Linked DNA regions of Homo sapiens: region 1 is linked to region 2. The links are chromatin contacts, found by Hi-C or POLR2A ChIA-PET in ENCODE. All regions are on one chromosome and are shown on one strand. The core of a region is the stretch at or near the end of the contact, and the rest is flanking DNA. Distances in the headings are between cores, read along the strand shown. Region 1 overlaps SH2D7 (SH2 domain containing 7). Region 2 overlaps FBXO22 (F-box protein 22).

What was found. A loop is a pair of places that touch in the nucleus more often than their neighbours do. ChIA-PET counts read pairs that join two places held with the same protein, here RNA polymerase II (POLR2A).
Region 1: a map of posterior vena cava shows a loop between it and region 2 (23-fold over the local background). The contact joins two enhancer-like sites. A Hi-C loop is called at or near these places in 1 of 168 maps with a recorded cell type or tissue (posterior vena cava). POLR2A ChIA-PET finds 5 or more read pairs at or near these places in 1 of 52 experiments (MCF 10A).

The regions. Positions count from the first base shown.
Region 1 is chr15:78,100,501-78,107,153 of GRCh38, reverse strand. SH2D7 (SH2 domain containing 7) reads right to left here. Exons shown (of 6, transcript NM_001101404.2): 5 at 5,596-6,255; 6 at 2,792-3,689. The coding sequence ends at 3,639. It overlaps CIB2 (calcium and integrin binding family member 2), which reads left to right. Exons shown (of 6, transcript NM_006383.4): 5 at 1,220-1,415; 6 at 1,822-2,548. The coding sequence ends at 1,843. Among named protein-coding and RNA genes, the nearest start is that of SH2D7, 11 kb to the right of the region's middle. RefSeq lists an enhancer at 3,057-3,126. Within about 2 kb of position 3,218, at least 7 of the 41 ENCODE cell types and tissues checked have a DNase peak (open chromatin) inside an H3K27ac peak, as active enhancers do.
Region 2 is chr15:75,919,885-75,926,507 of GRCh38, reverse strand. The region is part of intron 5 of FBXO22 (F-box protein 22); the gene reads right to left. Among named protein-coding and RNA genes, the nearest start is that of FBXO22, 19 kb to the right of the region's middle. Within about 2 kb of position 3,932, at least 3 of the 41 ENCODE cell types and tissues checked have a DNase peak (open chromatin) inside an H3K27ac peak, as active enhancers do.

The DNA of each region.
Region 1 (6,653 bases), core at 1,969-4,468, 2.2 Mb before region 2:
ACGCCATTCTCCTGCTTCAGCCTCCTGAGTAGCTGGGACTACAGGCGTCCACCACCACGCCCGGCTAATTTTTTTTTTTTTGTATTTTTAGTAGAGACGGGGTTTCACCGTGTTAGCCAGGATGGTCTCAATCTCCTGGCCTCGTGATCCACCCACCTCGGACTCGCAAAGTGCTGGGATTACAGGCGTGAACCACCGCGCCTGGCCACCTCTCTGTTTCTTCATGTGTATAGTGGAGATTCAATTGTGCCTGCCTCATAGTTTTGTTTTGAAAATTAAATGAGAAAGAGCATATAATGCTCACATGATGGGTCTTTGTCACTACCATTAATGTCAGAGTTTGCCAATGGGCAACAGAAGCTCATTTGCGGGGAAGAGGACCCTTATCGCTAGAAAGCCCCGCCACTGGGAGGTGATGTGTGAGCCAAAATTTGAAGGATGACCAGGAGTTTGCTGGGAAGGGACCCCAGGCAGAAGAAACAGCACATGCGCAGATCTGGTAGTTGGGCTCAAAATGTAAGAAGAGAGAGTTCACTTTGATGTGGCCAGGCATGGCTCGGTCCTCTGAACCATTTTGCTGTGCTTTGGGGCAGTGGTAGTGCCTTTTGCTGGGTAGAATCAAACCATGTTCCCTGCTCTGTGTGCACAAAGGCCAGGCACAGGCCCCTCTCTAAGGGTCTTTTGATTTTGAGTCTCCTGACCCACCGTGTCTTCTGGTCACACACCACTGAGGCAACGGGGTGCAGTTTAGAAAACATGGGTCTTAGAGTCCCATAGGCCCTAGTCAGAATCCCTGCTCCATCTCCGAGTGGCTCTCCCACCTTGATTCAATCGCATGGCCTTTTTGGGCCTTAGTTTCCTTAGCTCTAGAAGTCTAAAGGGAACACTGGGTCCACTGTGGGCTAAGGCCAGGAAGGGCTATCTGGCCTAAGCCTGAAGTTCTCAGGAAACCTCAGATTTGGACTTTTGACCTGCTTCAGGATGTGGTTTAGTCATTGTGGGGTTGTTGTTGGTGGTGGATGTGGGTGTTTAAGCGATGCCTGGTGGGTAAGCCCTCTTGGGGGCAGGGATCCAGTATCCCAAGAGTGTGCATGGAGATGCTCTGGGGACATCAGAAGCTGGTGGAGGTAGTGGGGCCAGCTAGGAGGAAGAGCTATAGTGTAGGGGTCCCTGGGTGCACGCAGCCTGGACTTGAACATGTCCAACCCCTGCCCTACAGACTTCAACACTGACAACTTCATCTGCAAGGAGGACCTGGAGCTGACGCTGGCCCGGCTCACTAAGTCAGAGCTGGATGAGGAGGAGGTGGTGCTTGTGTGCGACAAGGTCATTGAGGAGGCTGACTTGGACGGTGACGGCAAGCTGGGCTTTGCTGACTTCGAGGACATGATTGCCAAGGCCCCTGACTTCCTCAGGTGCTGCCACTACAGGGGCCGGGCTTGGGCAGGGCAGAGCAGGGCAGGCCGGGATGTTGGGGCTGAGGCCCCTATCACTCGCTATTTGTGAGCAGTGGTGTGCGGCCAGGAAGCAGGAGGTCACGTTCAAGCCACCCTTGCCCTAGACGTGTGACTGGCCTTTGTCCCCTGCAGGGGGAAGGTTGAAGACCTGGGGGCCCCTTCAGTGATAAGTGGGGGCAGAACTCCCTGGGCACCGCTGTTCCTCCGTCTTCCCCCAGTGTTGATTACCTGCATCCACTATGCAGGGTTCCCTAATGAGGCACTGTCCAGCATGGGGCTGGGGCCTGCTGTGCTTTTCCCTGAGGAGCCTTTACCTGCCCGACCCAGGGCCTCTCACCCTCTCTTGCCCTTTCTCTCTTTCTAGCACTTTCCACATCCGGATCTGAGGACACTGCCGAGGCTGTAGGGGCCTAGAAGTCCACCATCCTGCCCTGCAGTCACATGGGTGTGGCCTCCAAGCTCCCCAGGAAAGCAGTGGCAGCCTCTGGGGTTTACACCACAAATATATCCTGTGGCCCTTTCAGCAAAAAAAAAACCTTAACCAGGAAGGGGGCCTGTGAAGGTTAGGACCCTTCCCACAGCCCCGCTGTGGTCCAGCCCCGGGACCCATGGCCTCTCTCCAGGCCCTCCGCACCCCGCCCCATGCCCCAGTCCTTTCCTACTCCAGAAATGCTCCCCACCCCCCCAAAGAGGGAAAAGCAGATAACCCAACAGGAGGTGGTGGGGTCTGACGTGTCCAAGTGCTGGCAGACACCCTGGTCACCCAGGACAGAGCGGAAAAAAAAAAAAGAGGTCAGGGTTTTAACGAGCTATGCAATCTTTTTCCAAAACCCAAGGTTGGGCTGCTTCCCACCCCTGCCTGTTCCCCTTCTCCCGGCCTCCTTCACAATGTGAAGCTGTGGGTGCAGTGGGCCCAAGGGCTCTTGCTCCTGTCTCTGCCTCTGGGTCATGAGTACCACCCTGCCTGCCTCCCCAACACCGTGGAATCCTCACTGGTGTGCTGTCCACAGATTTGTGAACTCCTGGTAGTAAAACACTTTTGCATCCCTTTGCTCTCCATGTATGCTAATGTTAGGAAATGTTTGAGGGTACCTTTGCTTCTGATCCTTGAAATCCCACCATTGGTGTCTCACCTCTCGGCATTAGGCAGTGCCTCCTGCTTTAGGCACTAACTTTGATTTCAGTGCGTGTGCCATCGGGAGGAAAACACATTCATGCCCCGAACCTTCCGTGAATTCCCTGACAGTATCTCTGGTTAACATTTGGGAGTGCTAACCACTCAGGCACAGGGACAGTTGCTTCAGTCTCAATCCTTAAACCCCCAAGGAGGGAGGGACTCTTACAGGCCTATATTTCAGGAAAAGCTGCATAGCCAAGTGGTCACTAAGAGTAGATTTCCCACAAATGCAACCTGAGCCCGCTCTGCCCAGGGTCAGGGCAGGGAGGAGGGGCACGTATGGTGTTCTCTCTGGAGATGATCAGTCCTGTTTTCTGCATCCCAGGCCTGGGGGTTGTTGGGAGTGGGGTAGCAAGCCAGCTGTCCACCCTTATAGAGAAGGGGACATGTGGATAGGAAGGGAAGTGACACACAAAACAGGAAGTTTCCTGAGGGACAGAGTTCCAGGAAGAGCCAGCCTGACCTGAGGGTACAGCTGGAGCGAAGAGGCCTGAAGCAGAGGATGTGGCTTCTGGCCCTCCCCTCCTTTTCGCTGATGGGGCCGCAAGGAGGGGAACTGGTTTTGTTCTCGGTAGCAATTGCATGATGTCACTTGGCCAGTTAGAAAGGTGTCTGTGCTAGCACACAGCCTGCCACACATTCGGTAAGTGCTCAGTAGTGGGAGGCAGGTTCAGTCAGTCTGCCTGGGCCTCAGCATGCTTATCTGGGAAATGGGGGTGGTGACCCCTGCCTTTGGCCAATCTCATTCCTCTCCAGTCCCTCCTGTGCATGGATGGGAGGCACAAGGAAAGCAGGACATAGCCAGGAGCTGCAGGCACCTGCAAGGTCCTCTTCCACCTGCTCTCAGGCAGGCACCTCGGCTGTCTCGGAGCCTAGTTCTGTAGCAGGCTGGATGAGTCTCAAGATCCAAAGGGTGCCTTCAAGTGAGCTGAGGCCTTTGCGATAACCCCTGGCATGGCCTGGGTACCAGGAAACCCACTGGTGGGCTGCCGGATGCCAGGCCCTCAGAATTTGTGCTTCCTGTACGTGAAGAAGAGCCTCCGAAGCTTGTCAGGCTGCAAGGAAGGAGGAGATACTGGGGCCTGGGGTCGCTGGACAGGGAGGGAAAGACCCAGGCTCCGAGGACCCCTCATTGACCTTGGGTTGGGGGCCCAAGCCTAGGACATGAGGCCAGGTTGGAATTCTGATAGTTGATTCCACAAGCCTCTCCCAGTGCCCGAAATCCCACCTTTAGCTCCCCAATTTCAGATGCAGGGTTCACCCTCTTCTGGCTAAGGAGAGAAGGGGAAGAAGGAGGGTAGAAAGGGTGGCGAGCCTCACCTTACCTCCCTGGAGTGCCCTGGTCTCCCCTGACCCACAGCTGGGGGCCTCAGGATGCACTGGTGTCCGAGGTAGGGTGGGGTGAAGCTGTACCCAGGCCCACAGAGATGGGAGAGGACATGGGGCAGCCGCAGGGAAAGAGCAGACATGGGATGTGGCTTCTGAGGGTCTCCACTGCCAGGTCTGTGGTCCCCAGAGAGTGAGGATCTCAAAGGCTGCTATCCATGGGGTGTGTGGGCACAGCCCTGCCCTGAGGGAGGAGCCGTCAGCACTTCCCAGGAAGATCTTTCCACCAGGAGCCCAGGCAGGAAGATCCGCGTGTGCCTGACTGAGATCAGAGGACTTGCCCATGGGGAAGGGACTCTCAGGTTTTATTGTCTCTGGGTATAGGCAGAGTGTAGTTGGGACCGAGGGCTCCAGAGAGTTCATCTGCCTCCCTGAGAACCCTGAACCAGCCCCACTCCTGGCCACCGCTCTCCACACTCCTGGTCCCCTCTCTTCCTTACTTATCAGACCCCTGCAGAAACTGAGAGGGAGGGGAAAGGACCCCTGGTCTGCTGCACAGAAAGCCCTTAGAAGGTCCTGGAAGCCCCCAGCTTACACCCAAATCTAGCAGCTGCCTCTGCCACCAATACCACCACCACCACTACCACCACCACCACCCCAGAGATCCTCAGAATAATAGCTCTGTTCATCAAGAGCCCTCTCTGGGCTGTGTTCTGAGCAGGAGAGGGTGTCTAGCATTATCCTCTGGGCACCTACCCCTGGATACAAGCAGAGGATCAGCCCATTTTACAGATGAGGAAATGGAGGTCCTGGGTGGGGTTGCTAAACAAGAATATAGATGCCAGTTAAATTTAAATTTCGGATAAACAAAGGAATAATTGTGGTATTTAAGACATACTTTAAAATGGTTTTTGTTTTGTTTTGGTTTGGTTTTTTGTTTGTTTTTTTAAACAGGGTCTCACTTTGTCTCCCAGGCTGGAGTGCAGTGGTGCAATCTTGACCCATTGCAACTTTAACCTCCCAGGTTCAAGCCATCCTCCTGCTTCTGCCCCCCAGGTAGCTGAGACTACAGGCCACCACGCCTGGCAATTTTTTGTATTTTTTCATAGAGATGGGATTTTGCCATGTTGCCCAGGCTGGTCTCAAACTCCCAAGCTCAAGCAATCCACCTGCCTCAGCCTCCCAAAGGGCTAGGATTACAGACATGAGCCACCATGCCTGGCCTCAAAAATATTTGTTGTTTATCTGTAATTCAGGTTTAACTGGTTGTCCTGGAATTTGTCTTGCCCAAAGCTACAAGGTGAGGGAGTAGGAGCAAAGGGGCCATTCTCCTGCTCCCAGAGGCGCTAAGACCCCTGCAGAGGCTGAGACGGAGGGGATGGGAACCCTGATCTGCTGTAGAGAATGCCCTTAGAAGGGCCTGGAAGCCCCCATCTTACATCCAAATCTAGCAGCTGCCTCTCCCACCACCACCACCACCACCACTTCTAGGCAGATATTAGGGCTGGAAAATTCTGTGTACTTCCAGGCAGTGGCGGTGACCTGACCTGCCTATGCCTGGGGGCTTCAGGTTGTCTCCTACCACCAGGTGCTCTCTAAGGGCTGGGAGCCGCCCCACCCCATCATGGAGCTCACCTTGTGTGTCCGTCCAGTCTCCTTGCTCTTGGTTGCTGGGATCTGTTCATAGGTGTTCCCAGGCTCTGAGAGCTCTGGGGTCCCTGAGATCCTCTTGTAGCCATGGACCCATGGGCTATATGTGGGACTGGCCCCAGGATGTGGGGCCCTGGCTGGGCCACCCCAGCAAGCTGGGATCTGCTCATAGGTGCTGCCTTCTTGGTCTGGTGTGTCCCTGGCCTCTTGCAGGAGGCCTTCTGTCCCGATGAACTCATAGATATCTGCAGAGCTGCCCTGGGAGCAGGGCTGAGCCTCTTGGCTCAGCTTTGGAAACTCCTGCCTCCAGGTAGCCCCCAGGGATCCCATGGCATCAGAACATCCCCAGGAAGTGGGAGACTCTGTGGGACCCTGGTCTGGGCTCACCCCAGAAAGGACAGGCCCCAGGCCATCAGGCCTGTTCTGTTCTCCATCTGAGAGTCTCCTTTGGGCCTCCCTGCCTGGGGAGTAGGCCTGGCTGCCAGCTGGAACTGGCCCATGCCTGCCGGACCCCTCTGTGCCCAAGCCTAGCCGTGCCTGGTTCATCCTCCTCAGGTCTGCATAGATGATGTCACTGGGGCCTCCAAAAGACTCTTCCAGGAGGGAGGAACTCTTCTCAGGGAGTGGAGACACTCTGATGGGAGCCTGGGGAGACAGGGACAGAGAAACTCTTAAGGGGCAGCCCATCACTAAGATGCCCTCCAGTAAAAACTCTCTCAGATAAGCCGAGGCCCCCTGTCTTGGCTATAGTCCTCCTGCCCGTACATGCAAGGGTTGGATACATGACACTCAGGGTCCCTTCCAGCGCTCATGCTCTAGAACTTGTTCTTTTTTTTGTTTGTTTTTTGAGATGGAGTCTTGCTGTGTTGCCCAGGCTATAGTGCAGTGGCGCAATCTCAGCTCATTACAACCTCAGCCTCTTGGGTTCAAGCTATTCTCCTGCCTCAGCCTCCTGAGTAGCTGGGATTACAGGCTCCCACCATCATGCCCAGGTAATTTTTGTATTTTTGTAGAGACAGGTTTTCCCCAAGTTGGCCAGGCTG
Region 2 (6,623 bases), core at 2,683-5,182:
CCCTCCTAATACACAACCCTAGAAAGTAGAATCACTTTCCCCTACCCCAACTTAAAGAACAAACCCACCTTAGCCAAGGCTGGCTGCCTGATAGAGCAGATGGCTCTGTATTTAACCAACAGACTACCTGGTGCTACCGGTAAATAACAGAGGGAAGGTACAACTCCAACTCCTTGACACTCAAAATTCAAAGGCCTAAAATATGAGGGAAGAATAAGGAGCAATGCCAAGTTTTCCTGAAAGGTTCTGGGTTCCCCCCAATTCATAGGTAAAGGATCATCAAGGACCCAATGTTCTGGGCCACCCGCCATAGAATCTGACTACAGATTTTATTCTAGAATTTTCCAAAAGTTGATACATTAGCAGGAGCTTACCACAACCATTAAAAACAATTCCAGAAAAGTATTTATAAGGCACTTTAAACAGTGTAACCTACTGGTGAACCTTTCAAGATGATAAGCTGGTTACAAAATGTAACCTTAGGTAACAGGATAAACTGACCTGCCATGTAGGATTGGCAACTATAATCAAGTTAACTACTGTAGTTGTCCACCAAGAGATGTCTTTGGTTTTGGAATAGGATGAAACTGTTCTTGCCAGTAATAATCTTGTTAGGTAAATTTAGCAAAGAATTGCCCCATCCTCTTAGGAATTTTTCATCCACCAAGCCCCCACCCTCCTCCTTGGCTATAAATCCCCATTTGTGGTTGGTGCATTTGGAGTTGAGCCTGATCTCTCTCCCCTAGTGCAAAACCCCATCACAGTGGTCTCCCAAATAAAGTCTGCCTCATTGTCTTGAATAGATGTCAGCATCGCTTTTTTTTTTTTTTTTAACACTAGCTTCCTGTCACTTCTGCTTTCTCAAGGGCTGGGCAACTTCGAAGGCAGAACAAGTTCAATCCCTTGAGCTTCAGCACTGATTCTCTCTGCTTCACACCTGGTACTGCCTATGACCCCTCAAGACTCTCTATGATGTCCTCAGATAATTTTAAAACTTTGTTCTTCTTCACACTTTTTTGGAATCTGACAAGTCATTAAAGTTCTATTTTACCCCTCTTGGTGGCTGGCAGAATTCAAGACAAGTAGTTAAAGGTTCAAAAAGCAGGGAGCAGAAAGAACCTGAACAATCTACAAGCTAGATCACCAGATCACCAATCTCACAACAAACACTAGTACAGAGCACCGTTCTAAGTACATTATAGAAATTAACTTATTTAATGCCTGTAACAACCTGTTACGTATTGTTTTATTCCTAAAAAGTCTGTGAGGATTCAATACTTCCAAAATTCACATTTAACATGCAAATTATATCCATATTACAGAAGCTAGATCAGACCAGACCAAAGTAAAATTAAATACACACCCCAGAACTGGCTGCCAGAAAGAACTGTGCCTACTGAGCTATGGAAAACACAGGACACTTCCAATCCTCTCCTTCAAAGAGCAAAGGCAACTGAATTCTTCAGAACTTCCTCTCTTGACCCTAAAATGTAAAAATCAATAGGAAAGCTTTTCTAATGGGACTCTCCGCAAATAAAACTCAAATCCAGAAAATCACTGTGCCCCAAAAGGCAATGTTACAGGTTTGTGCTTCACCTAGAAGAAAGTCAGAAGGATATTTGTAAAAGGAAAAGAGAGGGAGGATCCCAGGTGTGAGTCAACTGTTTGCTATATAACTAACCACCTCAAGCATTCTCAAAGGAGCAAAGAGGCTCTGGCTCTCAAGCTGAAGTCCATCTTGCCAACGCTCAGCAGTGCTAGGTCTGCTTTCTCAAGCTCTCCTGTCTGTGGTACAGACAGGTAGAGCTGCCAGGCACTGTAGAGCTGCCAGGCACTGCTCTGAGTCTAGAGCCCCTTCCCTGGATTACATGAAGGTTTAGAGGAAGAAGTGCATGAGCACTGCCAGGGAGGGAAGCTTCTCTCCCCTCCTCTGTTGCAGCTGGGGCTTTCAGACTGTGCTTTGGTGGGCAAAGCGTTCCAAAGATGCCTCCAGTGTAGGTGGAGGAGAATAAGCAACCTCAGTTCAAGGCCTAACATGCTCCCTTCACCCTTCAACCTAGAGGCTCTGCTTTTACCTGCTTTATTTTTATGTTGACATCCCATGTAAGACTGTACAAATGAAGTGTTTAAAACAAAAGCTAAGAAATGGCTCAAGGAGATCCTTACTGAGTAGTCTCAATAAAGCCTTTGCATTAGCAGAAGGGAGGGATGTCAAAATAATATTACAGCAGTACCAACCCTGGACAATCAACATGCACTACTGAGCCTCCTCCCCGGCCCTCCTCCTCAAATCACTGAAGCCAGTCCCTTTTGCTTCAATCACCATTAATTACCTGATGATTCCCAAATTAATATCTTTCCTCTAGACCATTCTCTAGAGCTCCAGGCCAACATATCCAACTGTCTATAATCAATATCTCCATCTCAAATTCCAAACATGTCCAAAACAGAACTGATAATCTGATCTTCCAACCCGCACCTTCAAATCTTCTTCACCTTAGTCAATGGTACTATACAGCTGCGCTAGCCACATACCCGCATGACATCGCTGTCACCTCCCTCATTCTCAACACCTAACATCTCATCAGTCACCACATCCTGTCCATTCAGCCCCAAACTTCATCTTGAATCCATTCACTTCTCTTCAACTCCACTCACCACTGCCCTGCTCCAAGCTGCCATCTCCTCTTTCCTTAACCACTACAACAGTCTGTGTCTCCTGCATATACTTTTTAAAAAAAATTATTTTAACTGAAAAATTTAAAAGGCATATATTTATCATGTTCAACATGGTGTTTTGAAATATATATACACTACTGAATGGCTAAATCAAGCTAATCCTGCATCCACTCTTGTACTCCAAAATGATCACCACATCATAGCAAGAGTGTTATTTTGAAAAGATCTATCAAATTATGCCACTCCTGTGTTTAGAAACCTGGCTTCTTGCTGCACTTCCCTCAAATATTTTTGATCTGTGGTTAGCTGAATCCATGAATGCAGAACCCATGGATATGGAAGGCCAACTCTACCTAAAATTAGGACACAAGATAGCAAGTGAAAGAATGAAGATGGCCATTTTAAGCTGGGCAAAGCTTCAATTTCCAGAAGAAAATGATGCCTTGGAATAAGCCAAAACTGCTGACATCAAGCAGCTCAGGAAAGGACACCTATAAGAAAGCTTCACAGAGCACAATAATTCTGGGGTTGTTTTTCCTTCCAGTTTTCTCATTCCTATACTTGGCACTATAATGCAAATATGATCTAACAAATATAGCAATTTTATCACAAAAGGGTTTCTGCTGCTCAAGATTTTGGCTCTTATAAACTGACAAAACTAGGGTCCTAGCTTCAACCAGTGCCACATATCAGGGCCTCATCAAAGATTCCCAGGATGCTCAGGTGGACAGAGGACAGAGTACTGCCCAGGAAACAGCTATGTCACCTCTCTGGACAAAAAAGGCAGCACACAAAAGGTTTGGCCATATGACCTTTAGCAGCAGCACTGAATCAACAGCCAAAACAAGCATCTCTAATGGGGTTTGATTTTTCCCAATTTCTTCTCCCAATCCCGCTCCTCCTGTCCCAGTGTTCCTATTTCTGGTCTCTGCACCACCATCACCCTTGTCTCCTAGGATCAAAACTCAAAAGTAATTACTGAGGCTTCCCTTCTCTTTCACATCTAATCATTTGTTCATTTCCTCCAATTCATTCCCTAGTCCTCATGCCCTAGTGTTATTTCTTGCCTGGACTCTAAAGTGGTCTCCCGCTTCCAGTGTCTCCCCACACAGGAGGGCCACATTCACCTCTGCTCGATGACATCTGAGTAACAGCTACCATTTTCTGTGTACAGGAGCTAAGCCCAGACTCTTTAGCCTGGCCTGAATGCGCCCCACCCTTTGTTCCCATGACTTCCCTGCACATAACCTTTGCTTGCAAAATGATTACTATTTCTCCAACATGCTCTGGGATTTCCTGGCTCTGTGCCTGTGTTTCTATGTTCCTTCAGCCAGTGATATTACTCATCCATATCTCTCATATGCTTCCCATCCTTCAAGGGCTTAAATACCACCTGCTTCTGGAAGCCTCCTTGATCCCTCCCACTGGCAGAACCCCTACAGCAATCTACCCATTCTGCTCTCACAGAACACCTCACATACTCACTTGGGTTATGATTATGCAGTCAAGCACCACATAACACTTTGGTCAAGGACAGCCAGGCGTGGTGACACGCACAGTAAGCATATGCAACAGTGGTGCCAGAAGATTAACAGAGCTACAAAATTCCTACTGCCTAATGTGTAGCACAACGCATTACTCAAATGTCTGTGGTGATGCTGTTGTAAACAAGCCTATTGCAGTGCCAGTCGTATAAAAGTATAGCACATACAATCACGTACAATGCATACTTGGCAATGACAATGAATGACTATGTTACTGGCTTATGATTTACTATCCTATACTTTTAATTGTAATTTTAGAGGTTACCCCTCCTACTTATTAAAAAAAAAAAAAAGTTAACTGTAAAACAGCCTCAGGCAGGTCCTTCAGGACGTATTCCAGAAGGAGGCACTGTTGTCATAGGAAATGACAGCTCCACATGTATTACTGCCCTGAAGACCTTGCAGTGGGACGAGATGTGGAGGTGGAAGACAGTGATATTATCTTGACTCTGTATAGGCCTAGGCTAATGTGTGTGACTGTGTTTTAGTTTTTAACAAAAAGCTTAAAAAGTTAAAAAAAAAATTAAAGGTGGAGAAAAGCTTACAGAATAAGGATATAAATGGAAATTTTTTTTGTCTAGCTAAAGTTAATTTATTATTAAAGAACAATTTTATTTTATTTTTTTGAGATAGAGTCTCGCTGTCGCCCAGGCTGGAGTGCAGTGGTGTAATCTTGGCTTACTACAACCTCTGCCTCCCAGGTTCAAGCGATTCTCCTGCCTCAGCCTACAGTAGCTGGGACTACAGGCGCACACCACTATGCCCAGCTAATTTTTGTATTTTTAGTAGAGATGGGGTTTCACCATGTTGACCAGGCTTGTCTCAAATTCCTGATCGCAAGGGATCCACCTACCTCGGACCTCCCAAACTGCTGGGATTACAGGCATGAGCCACTGTGCCCGGCCAAACAAAAATGTTTCAATTAATTTAATGTAGCTTAAGCATACAGTGTTTATAAACTATATAGTAGTATACAGGGCTAGGCCTTCACATTCACTCACCACTCACTGACTCACCCCACACCAACTTCTAGTCTTGCAAGTCCCATTCATGTTAAGTGCCCTATAGAGGTATACTGTCTTTCATACCATGTTTTTACTGTACCTTTTTAATGTTTAGATATGTTCAGATACACCAATACTTACCATTGTGTTACAACTGCCTACAGTATTCAGTACAGTAACATGCTGTCCATGTTTGTAGTCTAGGGGCAATAGGCTACACTGTATAGCCTACACATATAGTAGGCTGTAACATCTAGGTCTGTGTAAGTACTATGACATTCACACAACAACAACATTGCCTAAAGATGCATTTCTCAGAACTCATCCCCGTCATTAAGCAACATATGACTGTATATGTATTCTTCATACCTTTTCTGGAATGTCACTGAGACAGAATCTACATCCAGTTATGTCACCTTTAACATGCTGAATAAATTTTTATTTATTTATTTATTTTTGAGACAGGGTCTCACTCTGTCACCCAGGCTGCAGTAGAGTGGCGTGACTTCAGCTCACGGCAACCTCCGCCTCTTGGGCTCAAGCAATCCTCCCACCTCAGCCTCCTAAGTAGCTGGGACTACAGGTGCGTGCCACCATGCTTGGCTAGTTTTTTAGTTTTTTTGTAGAGGTGAGGTCTCACTATATTGTCCAGGCTGGTCTCGAACTCCTGGGCTCAAGCGATCCTCCCGCCTCAGCTTCCCAAAGTACTGAAATTACAGGCATGAGCCACCATACCAGCCTGAATAAAATTAATGTAGGAGTTCTACATTATGAGCCAATTGAATATAGATAGTCATCTCGTCAACATCAACACATTGATCATCTTCTTCCTTCCTTGTACTAAATTTGCTGCCATAAATCTTCCCAGAATCTGGGCTATGTTGCCCTGGACTGGCTTACTCCAAGGCCTTCAATGACACTTGATGCTTTTACAGGCAGACTGCCAGGCAACACACAAAATGGTTCTCAAACCAACATGTCTGACCACAGCCATTCCTTTGAGTTTCAGACCTACTATTTGCTAACCACCTGACCAACTCTGAAAAAGACCTAGTTTGCTGAACTTTGTTCGCTCCAGCTAGCCTACCAATATCAAGTCTCATTATGTTATTACAAAATCACATAAGCTCAGCACATAGCCACATTTGCTCCTAAAATTCATTTTGCCTTTACACTTAACAATGGGTCAGTTTTAAGGGCACTATCTGACCTTTTCCCAAAGGAAGTTTGGCATCCTTAATTTAGAATAGCTTTAACATTTCTGCTAACTCTGCTATTTACATACCCTAAGAGCCTTAACTCTCTACTGCCATTAAAGTTCAGTTTCCTCATCAAAAATATTCCATAAAGAATTCTGTCTGGCAAAGCTGTGGTGAAGATTAGAAGTGCTGCGCAG